Regions from separate parts of the Homo sapiens genome. Here regions 1 and 3 are each linked to region 2. Evidence: chromatin contacts called from ENCODE Hi-C or POLR2A ChIA-PET data. All regions are on one chromosome and are shown on one strand. Each heading gives the region's core, a stretch centred on a gene start or an enhancer-like site at or near the end of the contact. The rest is flanking DNA. Distances are from core to core; before and after follow the strand shown.

The links. Hi-C counts contacts between places; a loop is a spot of excess contacts on that map. ChIA-PET counts read pairs that join two places held with the same protein, here RNA polymerase II (POLR2A). Pooled maps may share reads with other maps.
Region 1: a loop to region 2 is called in a map of endothelial cell of umbilical vein, with 5 times the contacts of the local background. The contact joins two enhancer-like sites. A Hi-C loop is called at or near these places in 5 of 168 maps with a recorded cell type or tissue (PC-3, Right ventricle myocardium inferior, cardiac septum and 2 more) and 6 of 50 pooled maps. POLR2A ChIA-PET finds 5 or more read pairs at or near these places in 1 of 52 experiments (endothelial cell of umbilical vein).
Region 3: a loop to region 2 is called in a map of endothelial cell of umbilical vein, with 7 times the contacts of the local background. The contact joins the promoter of ADGRL4 here to the enhancer-like site in region 2. A Hi-C loop is called at or near these places in 6 of 168 maps with a recorded cell type or tissue (Right ventricle myocardium inferior, cardiac septum, endothelial cell of umbilical vein and 2 more) and 8 of 50 pooled maps. POLR2A ChIA-PET finds 5 or more read pairs at or near these places in 1 of 52 experiments (T-cell).

What each region holds. Positions count from the first base shown.
Region 1 is chr1:79,192,142-79,195,788 of GRCh38, forward strand. No RefSeq gene overlaps it. Among named protein-coding and RNA genes, the nearest start is that of LINC02792, 130 kb to the right of the region's middle. Within about 2 kb of position 1,415, at least 7 of the 41 ENCODE cell types and tissues checked have a DNase peak (open chromatin) inside an H3K27ac peak, as active enhancers do; they include endothelial cell of umbilical vein, where a contact is called at or near this core.
Region 2 is chr1:79,077,644-79,081,164 of GRCh38, forward strand. No RefSeq gene overlaps it. Among named protein-coding and RNA genes, the nearest start is that of ADGRL4, 73 kb to the left of the region's middle. RefSeq lists an enhancer at 1-3,521. Within about 2 kb of position 2,213, at least 2 of the 41 ENCODE cell types and tissues checked have a DNase peak (open chromatin) inside an H3K27ac peak, as active enhancers do; they include endothelial cell of umbilical vein, where a contact is called at or near this core.
Region 3 is chr1:79,004,972-79,008,612 of GRCh38, forward strand. ADGRL4 (adhesion G protein-coupled receptor L4) reads right to left here and starts at 1,759. Exons shown (of 15, transcript NM_022159.4): 1 at 1,662-1,759; 2 at 99-248. The coding sequence starts at 1,683.

The sequences.
Region 1 (3,647 bases), core at 165-2,664, 110 kb after region 2:
GTTTAGTTGTGTTTTCAAGGGACACTTTCTCACTTTAACTTTCAGTCCCTGCCATGATTGCCTGGTTCCTCTCAAGGAGAGTTGAGAAGTGACTTTACTCAGGCTTTCCTCTGAGACTTAGAAGGTAAATAGTAGTTATCCTCTTTTTGTTCAAAGGACTTTAACTATTACCAAGTCTTGTTCCATGTGGAAAACAGCAGTGAAACATTAAGGACTTTTCAGTAATGTAAATGTTTCTTCACTGACTTTTTATTTGACGCCTTCAACACCAAGTTTTAACTTTGAACATTTAGATCTGCCACAACTGATTGTAAGTTTATAGAAGCTCTGTCTTTATGAAGATTTCACTGTTCTGGGCCACTGAGGAACAATTTGGAGAAATTATTTCTTTCAGTACTGTGAAAAGGACTCAGGAGGACTGGAAGTAGAAAATTACCTCACATGGTTGAACATTGTACATGAAGGGAGTAATTTGCTCATTTCAGTCCCTTCCAGGATCAGCTTAAGTACAAGAGGATATCTCATAGATTTATCCATTAGCATTAGCATACGGCACTGAGGAAAACTGCTAAAGTAAAAGTAGAATTTTGTAATTCAGCCTGGCCAATTAAAACCTACTATTATATTACCTTGCACTTTTACAAAAGCTTGTTTTTAAATATATTAAACTACCCTTTGGGTATTAATTAAAGAAGACACAGCTGGAGGCAGTGGCTCACGCCTGTAATCCCAGCACTTTAGGAGGCCGAGGAGAGTGGATTACCTGAGGTCAGGAGTTTGAGACCAGCCTGACCAACATGGAGAAACCCCATCTCTACTAAATTAAAAAAAAAAAAAATTAGCTGGGCTTGGTGGTGCACGCCTGTAATCCCAGCTACTCGGGAGGCTGAGGCAGGAGAATTGCTTGAACCTGGGAGGCGGAGGTTGCAGTGAGCTGAGATGGTGCCATTGCACTCTAGCCTGGGCAATAAGAGTGAAACTCCACCTCAAAACAAACAAACAAAAGAACACTCATGATTCACTTGAGAGACATCGTTTTTTATGCCAGGGCTATTGTTTTCATGTAAGAAACACCGCGCAAAGAGAACCAAGTTGTCCCAGACACAAGAACATAAACACTGTGCTCAACTGCAGTTTTGCTCTGTGTCTCTGTTGATTGCTCTACCTAAACTGCCTGTATCCTGGTCTTGCTTCCTGACATTGAAAACAAAATTCTACCAGCATGCTGCTGAGTCATAATGAAAGCCTAAGCCATTAAAATCACCAGTCTTTTTTAAAGTCTTAAACGTATTCTTGCTTTACCTTAATTTGTAAGAGTAACTACTATTCAATCAGGTTTCAGAACACGCTGTGAGATTGAACTTGTTTAGGTCAAATTGCATCAAGGAGGGCTTCAGAACAAAGACTTTCTGCCCTTAGCACACCTGGCTTCCCCTTCCTTTGTAGCAGCCCGCAGAGTAAGGCAGGAGTCTACGTTGTTTCCTTAGTGTGACTCTCAGCCCAGCTGCTGAGTAGGAACAAAAGCATTTAAGAAAGATAAAAAGTGACTCTGACATTTTACCCAGATGTTGAGTAACAGCTAAAGACGGTACAAATAAAAATGTTTAATCATAATTTTAAAGGGACAATATAAATATAACAGCATTTGACTTTTGGCAAAGGAAAAAAAAAAGATTTTGACCTTTGTAATGGGCAATTCTTAACTTATCAAAAAAAGCAATACCTCTGCATTGTGTTATGGGTTGGCTCTGGTCCAAAATGACTTCCTTCCAGCCAGTCTTTATAAAAATACAAGAGTAAAATGTTTATAATGAACTATTTTAAATACAAGAATGTGTCAAGTAACTCTAATTAAACAGTTTTACATTGTTCATTAAGAGCCTCATCAAATATTTGGTTTTCTTCAGAAAATCTATCATATTATTTGTCCAAAATGAAGAATATTTAAATGATTCAATATATATTTTGACTTCTAAGATAGCTTACCATGCCAAGGCTTTTTAATGAAATGACTAAAATATTTTTTAATATTCTAAAGTCAAATAAACAAAATAAAACCTTTCACGGATTCTCAATTAACCCATCCACCATTCTTTAAACCTACAATTAATGACTTCTCTGACCTTCTTAATACTCTGTTCTCCTCCCATAACCTCATTAATAAATAATAGAAGTGACATTTTAGTGTTTTACATTAACGTACTAGAAGATACGGTCTTGTCAAAACACACATTAAAAAATAATTTTTTGCATCCTTAGAATTGGTTGAAATGTGTAGATAACCATTTTTTAATGATGTACCACTCTATATGTTCAATAAATTGTGAACAGAACCCTTTCCTAACTAATCCTCAGTTTCTGGGCATAGGTTTTCACAATAATTTTTTTTCAAAAAATAAATTCAAGACTTGGAAAAAATGAAATATGGGCCAGGCGCGGTGGCTCATGCCTGTAATTCTAGCACTTTGGGAGGCTGAGGCAGGCAGATCACCTGATGTCAGGAGTTCGAGACCAGCCTGACCAACATGGTGAAACCCCGTCTCTACTAAAAATACAAATTTAGCCGGGCGTGGTGGCACATGCCTGTAATCCCAGCTACTCAGGAGGCTGAGGCAGGAGAATCACTTGAACCTGGCAGGCAGCGGTTGCAATGAGCAGAGATTGCGCCATTGCACTCCAGTCAGGGAAACAAGCGAGAAACTCCATCTCAAAAAAAAAAAAAAAGAAAAATGAAATATGATGCATCACTTGTTCTCCCTGAATAAACACTACCCAGAGTTAATATTATTAAAAAAGCACTTTTGAAGTAATAATAACACGTAACTCTAAATCTCAGAAAGCCTAATTTTTCAAGCTCTGGCCATGGAGGATGAAACACTAATCTAGTTAAACCAACTTCATTAAACTGCTAAAAGATAGCTAGTACGAACAATTCTATAAAAACAACATTAATGATGAGATGCTGCCCTTGACTCTGAATTAGTGATTTTTAGTAAAAGAAAATGGAATTTTATTCAAGGCCTTATTTTTTACTGTGTGCCCTAATTAGAAATGGAACCAAAAGTAGGCTGTTAGACAGAAATCACTGGACATGAAATATGATTATTCATGGACTTGACATGGAATGCTCATTTGCCCAAAAGCACCATTGCCCCACATTCCTTCACATCCCTGTTTCCTTTCGCCTCTGCCTACTCCTCTGCATCCAGGTGAATCATTGCACAGTGGTGGGATTCTTATGTGCATCACAAAATACAAAAAAAAGAAGGAAGAAGAATATTACAATCACTATTAAAAGAGAAGTGTTCCTTTTATGTACTTCACAATGAACTTTGATTCAGGATAGTGTTTTATTTGTCACATTGAATATGATTTATTCTAAACCTTTTAATGGAGAAATCTTGCTCATTGTGACAATCATAGCCTTCTTATGTCTTTTCCATGGACTGCCCTTCTCCTTCCTCCATCTCTCCACAACAGGTGCTTCTTAAAGAATGGACGGGGTCAATGATTGTCAACATAGAACAAGAGATACAAAGGCATTTCTAGCAAAATACGGGGAACAAGACCTTCATTATTGAAAAGGCAGATTTTCCTTGGAATTTACAGCATACAAAACTGGAGAAAGTGATTGTCTGTAGGAGGGT
Region 2 (3,521 bases), core at 963-3,462:
GTCTACCAAACAAAGTACATTTATATGCATTCTAGAATGTCTTTCTGTAGCTGAAATAACACCTACATAAAGGTTCTGCTATTAATGAAATATGTAAAAAATATCCCAGAAAATACTAACATTAAAGAGGTATAAAATATAGGCTTTTCTAGTACATCGACCTAGTATGTTCCTGTTACAAGTCTTCCTATTACTTAAACAGCTGAACTGGCAGCTTTAAGACCCTTTAAAAGTTAATAGTGCAATTTCAATGAGACTCTAAAGTCCATATGTGCTTTAATGGATGTTTTAATTACAGTATTTTATACCTGTTTCTATATGTGTCTAGAATTATATGTTTATAACCATCCATATAAGTTACATTATTATAAATTTTTATATTTAACTTTTTGTAACTGAAATAGCATTATGTTTCACTTTTGTTATTTTTCAGGATATCTGTAATGTTTTCAGTTGTACAATATACAATATTTTCACAGGTTTCAGTGCTCACAGAGTTGCCTCAAACTGTGAAAAAAGGAACTTGATAAATCTTTCCAAATAAGACGATCACTTCATTTCTTTCCTTCATGAACTTGTGCTTTCTTTGTAGTGTATTTTGGCTTGAAATAAATTTTTTAAAAAAACCACAGAAATAGATTTTAAAGATGTCCTGGCCATTTTATCTGGGTTTCTCAACAAATACTCATTCAGTATCAACTGCTTATATGCATACCTTATTGACTCTAACTTTAAAAGTTCTTTGATATTATGGATCAATAGTCTATATGTTTTTGAATTTTGTATTTTTACAGAGTTTTAAACAGAAAATATAGTATTAAAAGTTGAATGGTTTGGATTTGTGTCCCCACCCAAATCTCATGTTTAATTGTAATCCTCAGTGTTGGAGAAGGGGCCTGATAGGAGGTGATTGAATCAGCTATCATGAGACTAGCAGATTTCCCCCTTGCTAGTCTCATGATAATGAGTGAGTTCTCATGAGATCTGGTTGTTTAAAAGTGTGTAGCACGTCCCCCTTCTTTTTAATTCCTCTTTCTCTAGCCATGTAAGACATGCCTGCTTCCCCTTTGCCTTCCACCATGATTGTGAGTTTCTTGAGGCCTCCTTAGTCATGCTTCTTGTACAGCCTGTGGAACCACATGCCAATTAAAGCTCTTTTCTTTATAAATTACCCAGTCTCAGTTATTTCTTTATAGCAGTGTGAGAACAGACTGATACAAAAGTATATGGAAAATTTATAAGCAATACCTTGTTGCATTTCTTCCTCCCTCCTTTCCTCTTTTCCTTTATTACTCTTTCTTCTTTTATTTTATCCAGCCTCCATTCCTTTTCTTTCCTTCTTAGCTTAAAATAACAGTTAATAAAATTGACCCTTTATTCTTTAGATTTTGTTTGTTTATCTACATACATAGAGGTTAAATCAAGCTACTTAGTGGCCGAATATCTGATTCAATCTTCAGAAAATTTGAACCTTACTATCACCATATAATAATAGATAGAAGAATAGAGTATTAGTGTTAAGGCCTGTAAAATAAAATGTATATTTTAAAAAGATAGGCTCAGTCAATAAATTCTGATCAGGATTTTCATTATCAAAGATATTTAATAAGTAATGATCTGAAGTGAATATAATGATAGGCATTGTGCACTGGGAAAGCTCCAGCACAAAAACTTTTTCAAGTATTTTAACTACATATAAGTAAATACTCTAAGCACACTTTGTCAAATACTGCATTATGAAATTGTATGAAATATAAAATATGTATGAAATATAAAATATAGGGTAAAATATATCTTTTTAGTCACATATATCAAGGGCTAGAAAGAATCTCCATTTAGAGAGAAACCAGAAAGTGAGATGATGGAGATAATGGGGAGAATAGAACATGTTCATTAGATGTTGAAGGTAAATACTTGACATACTTTTGGAACCTGATTTGTAGAGTGTGAAACAGTAAAAACATAAAAATTTGTTTAAGTTATGCCAACTTGGAATCTGAAAGTCAAGATTTAAATCCTGTTATGACTGAAACCAGATCTGTATTTGGTTGAGTATATCATTCTCTAAGAGATTTTTTTTTTAAAAAAAGAACAACTCAAACTTATAGCAATAAAAATGATAATAGTTCTAATTCTTCAGAAAGCATCTGGCTCTGGGCTCTATTTCCTGAGAAGTTATGTAACTGTTGTATAATACATCAGTATGCCAAGGCAGAGAAGGCAGAGGAGAGTGCTGGAAAATGGAGAAGGTGCTGATTTAAGCTTTATCAGCTTCTAAGGATTGTTTGGCCTGCTGTTCTGGTTCCTTCCTCAGGAAGCCAAGATTTGCATGGCTGCTTCTGGATGAGTCATCAGTTTGGGCTCACTAAGCTCAGCTGTGGCCTGGTAGGGAAGGATCCTATGTCAGGAAATCTGGGATATTTACTGACACTCATGCATGTCTGTAGCTAGTAAGCACAACTGATTTGAATCTACATGAAATGAGGCTGAGGTCAGGGGTTTGATCTCTGTTGGGCCAGTTGGCTTTTTTTGACATAGTGATCACAGACTGTATCTCACCCTGACCAGCCAAGTGTCTTGCACATATGAGCTACTCATGAGAGAATGGACAAGTTCCTATGTATGTACTAACCTCAAAAAAAATTCCTTCTCTTAGAAAAACAACTCAAGCATATTGTCGTCACTTATTAGCACCAACTTCATTTATTAGGTGAATTTGATTGTTAGAAAATTCAATGGATTTTTGAGATGGATTTCTGGTTTGCAATGAAATAAATATTCTTCAAATAATGTTGTTAATAATACTTTATTCACATAGACTCTCCTTTAAATTAAATAAAATTAGAGTATTAAAATGACAAAATATTAGCCTTCAAAATTATAGGTGACCATTAGGAATAGTTTAGACACCTTGCAGAATTCTAATGCTGGTGAAGTTCCATTACTGAAATATACTAAAAAATATATATTTATCTCAGGTGAGCTTATGTAGTGTATACATGTTGTGTAAATAATGCTTGTATTTTGCTTTGGGAAACCACCTCTTCCTCACTCTTAATCCATGTAGGATGACCTCACTTTTGAGACCTAGAAGTAACCTCAGTATTCATGCCTTGGTACTGAAATTTAACTAGTGACATTTTTGGTAACTATTGTACAAGAGAGATTTTCCTCTGCCTTGATGAATTAGGTAGGAAGATGAAAGTTGGGCACTGTTAGGGTCATTAGAAGGAAAGGACCTAACTGAAAATAAGGCTAACCTGGAGAAAAACAAGGGCATGGGATGCAGGTGGGGTTGGGTGGTGGTGGTAGACAAAAAACCAAAACAAAAAACAGAGTCTTCATGACATTTTTGATACAACCATATGTGAAGGTAAACTTTGGGACTTCAGAGATTTATAAAGTCAATAAATCCCACTTCCTTTCTGGGGGCTTTGAATCAATGTTATTGTATTTCTACAACTTGCAAATGTAAAATTCCTGGCTAATAGAAATAAGAAATTTTATTTACTCGAACACGT
Region 3 (3,641 bases), core at 509-3,008, 73 kb before region 2:
ATAACACAAAACAAGTTAGTTTCTGGAGGACAGAAAAGCAGTCCCATCAGAATTTAATCTTACAGTATAATCCAAAAGAAGTAACAAAGCTTGTTTACCTTCACAAATTGTGACACCATTTCCTGAAAATCCCATGTTGCAATAGCAGGCTTCAATTCCATTGCGTATTTCACATTTTGCATTTGGGAGACAAGGTGTCTTGGTGCAATTTTGAGTATAGGAACAATTCAACAAAGTGGAAAAAACCACTAAATAAAATAGAGAAATACACCTTTTCAAAAAGTAAAACAAACATCTCTCCCCATTGTTGAATTAGAGTATAATAAACATAAATTATCCTCTCTTTCTATTTAGATAAATGGATTATAAATTTTTCCCAAGAGAGCACTTAGCTAAGTAACAGCACAAAAGCAAGTAAGTAAAACTTACTTTTAAGATGAAGGCTTTTTTTGTTCCAATTTCAACCTTTATCAAGTAAATCTCAATGAAACTAAAATGTAATAAACAACTCAGCTTTATAATAAAAACTGTGTTCCCAGATCAGTATAGCATGTTGATTAAGTGTTACCCTTCATTCTGAGGTGAGATACTTTGAAAGGGAACTGCCTGATTGTAAAGCAATTTCCCTCCTCTGGGAGTAATCCTGTGTAGAAATGAAGGTAAATTGAGTATTCAGGTTTTTGCAAATTCAAATCTGTGTTATTTTAAGATGACATCTTATCTAGGAGAACAGATGCACTTGCTGTTTTTTTCTGTGTTCTAATGATTGTTTTCAATTTCAATTGTTTTCAATTTCAATTTCAATTGTTTTCAATTCAATTATTCATAATAAAATTTATTTCACTGTTTTTATTTTCCATTAGGGGAAATTTAAAAACAAAACAAAAACAAAAAAAGAAACTCAAGATTATAGTCAAAGATTGATCTTCCAGAAATGGAACAGCACACAAATGTGAACAAAAAAAAATGAAACAAAACAAGGAACAAGACTATACATCAGAGTTATTGAAATACATTTGGAAATTATATGTTGTGGACTGATAGGAAAAAATAAGGAAAAGTAAAGTCGGTTCCTTTTTTATTGTTTTACCAGGCCTACTCAAGAGTCTTGAGGACCAACAGCTATGAAGCATGAGGTCATTGTTCTGAAAACAGTCATCTAACATTAGTTGTCCTTATCAGGTACCAAGAGATTCTTAAGTATTCTGTTCTAAATCCCAGTGGCAAATAACTATGTATACTGACTAAGCCGGAATTAGTTCACCCTCGGAGATGTCATTTACTATCTTTCTGCACAGTATGTTCAAAATGAAGCTCAAATCTGGCCCGGCAATCCCCTTAAAATGCCAGGAAACCTCTCATGGGTGTTAATGGTCTGGATTTCCCAAATTTCTTCGGGGCAGAACAGAAGAAAGGTGAAAGGGGATGCTGGACACTTCCTCAAGAGGAATAAAAAGGTAACATTCCCTGGACCTTGGAATATTCAACTTTAGAGTTGAAAGGTCAAGGAGAAAAACATCCTGAGAAGTACTAAATCAATTCTCCTCGGAGATTTTGCCAAATACACTTGCCATGTGAGCTCCACCTCTTAAAAAATCCAGTCCCCTACAAGGGATTGGTCCCTCCGACGACCTCGGCGACCAGGGGCGCTGAGCACTCACCTAGGAGCGGGAGGCGTTTCATTGGCGGTGGCCGCAGTGGTGGCGGTGGCGGAGAGCGCGGCGGAGTGAGTGCGGCTGTGGACCCGGGACCGGGCGCCGCTGGGCGGGCGCGGCAGGGTCCCGGATCCGTCCTCCGTGACGCGCCGGCTTCCTCCGGACACTTTCCGGCCTCTTTTGTGTGAGTGTGTGAGTCAAGCCCTGAATCCGCTGGCCACGTCCGGCCTCCATCCCCTTTCCCCACGCCTCCTGGGCTCCATTCCCTGCCTAGTGACCACTGACCCTGAGCAATGTTACAGCCCCACTGAGGAATCAGTTTATCCCCAGGCGCAGCTCCCAGAGTGACACCCTAAAAGTGAGTACTTAAAAAGCAAAGGTCTCTGAGATCCACGGAGAGCCCCTCCAGAGGGAGCATCCAAAACTCAGTAGGTTTCAGGGGTTCTCTCTGACACCTAAATTTCAAGACATAGCCTTTTTTTTAATATACTCGCCAATAAATTTTCCTAAAGAACAATGGGTCAAGAAGTAGTCAGGAGACCTGAATCCATGCAAAGGGGCATGCCAGTGCTCAGGCCCCACCTTGCTGGGACTCAGGGTTGCATCGTGTAAAATAAGGATATAGTCTATTGTGTCTAGGTTAGATTGTGTTTTCCATTATCAACTCAATTTCAGGTAAAATTCACCTGTAGCCCTTCCTTACATCTGCAGAAAAATTGGTGCATCATATCCTTTGCATGTTAATATACAAGTCGATTACGTAGAAAGAGATCGTCCACATTGGAACATGGAAACAATTCTAGCTTAAAAAATTAAAAATAACTGGCAGACAAAACTAATGTATCATGACAGAAAATAGATCAATGGTTGCCCAGGGTTGGGATGCAGAAGAGGGACTGACTGCAGAAAGGCACAAGGAGAAATTGAGGTGATGATAATATTCTATATTTTGATTGAGGTGATGGTTGCATGAGTGCATGCATTTGTCATAACTTATCCAACTGTATTCTTAAAACTGGTGCATTTTATTGTATATAAGTTAGATGAATTGTATTATATGTAAGTTTAAATAAAGTTGATTTAAAGAAAGGAAATGACTAATATTTTTGCCATCAACACAAGCCATTTTACCTTTCAATAGTCAGATCACCTTTGTCACATACCATTTCTATTCTGTTTAAAAAGTGACTAGTGCAAATTTACTTTATATAAAGAGCAGCCTCAGAAAGATGAACAGCCACAGCCCCCGGACTCCAGGGGGATTATGAACTACTGGGAAAACAACTAAAACTAGTCACAATCACACACCACAAAGTGACTTATATATTAACAGCAGTCACAAGTGCTTATGTATTGACACGTTTATCTGGCTCTCCATAGCATTTTCCCAGACTCCTTCTAGGTGAATGTGGGCAAAAGTTCCTGAGAGTGGCACCATAATAGGTGAGGCAAATGAGGAACAAAGGTGTTGCGTGACTTGCTCAGAGTCCACAGCAGCTCTTAGACAGCTGGTCTAAGTGACTGGCCTTGATTGGAACCCGGACTATAAACTCACAGTCCATGTTCTCTATATTGGACTTTTTTTGAGACGCTTTTTTTGAGTGGCTTTTTTTGAGACGGAATCTCACTCTGTTGCCAGGCTGGAGTGCAGTGGCACAATCTCTGTTCACTGCAACCTCCGCCTCCCAGGTTCAAGCGATTCTCCTGCCTCAGCCTCCCGAGTAGCTGGGACTACAGGCACATGTACCATAGCCAGCTAATTTTTGTATTTTTAGTAGAAACGGGGTTTCACCATGTTGTCCAGGATGGTCTCGATCTCTTGACCTCATGATCCGCCCACCTTGGTCCCCCAAAGTGGTGGGCTTACAGGCTTGAGCCACCGCTCCTGGCCACAAATGGGCATTTTTGACGAATTTCATTATGCACTATTCTAGAAACTCTTAATTTATCCAATCAATCAGCACATTTTCAAATTCCATATCTATC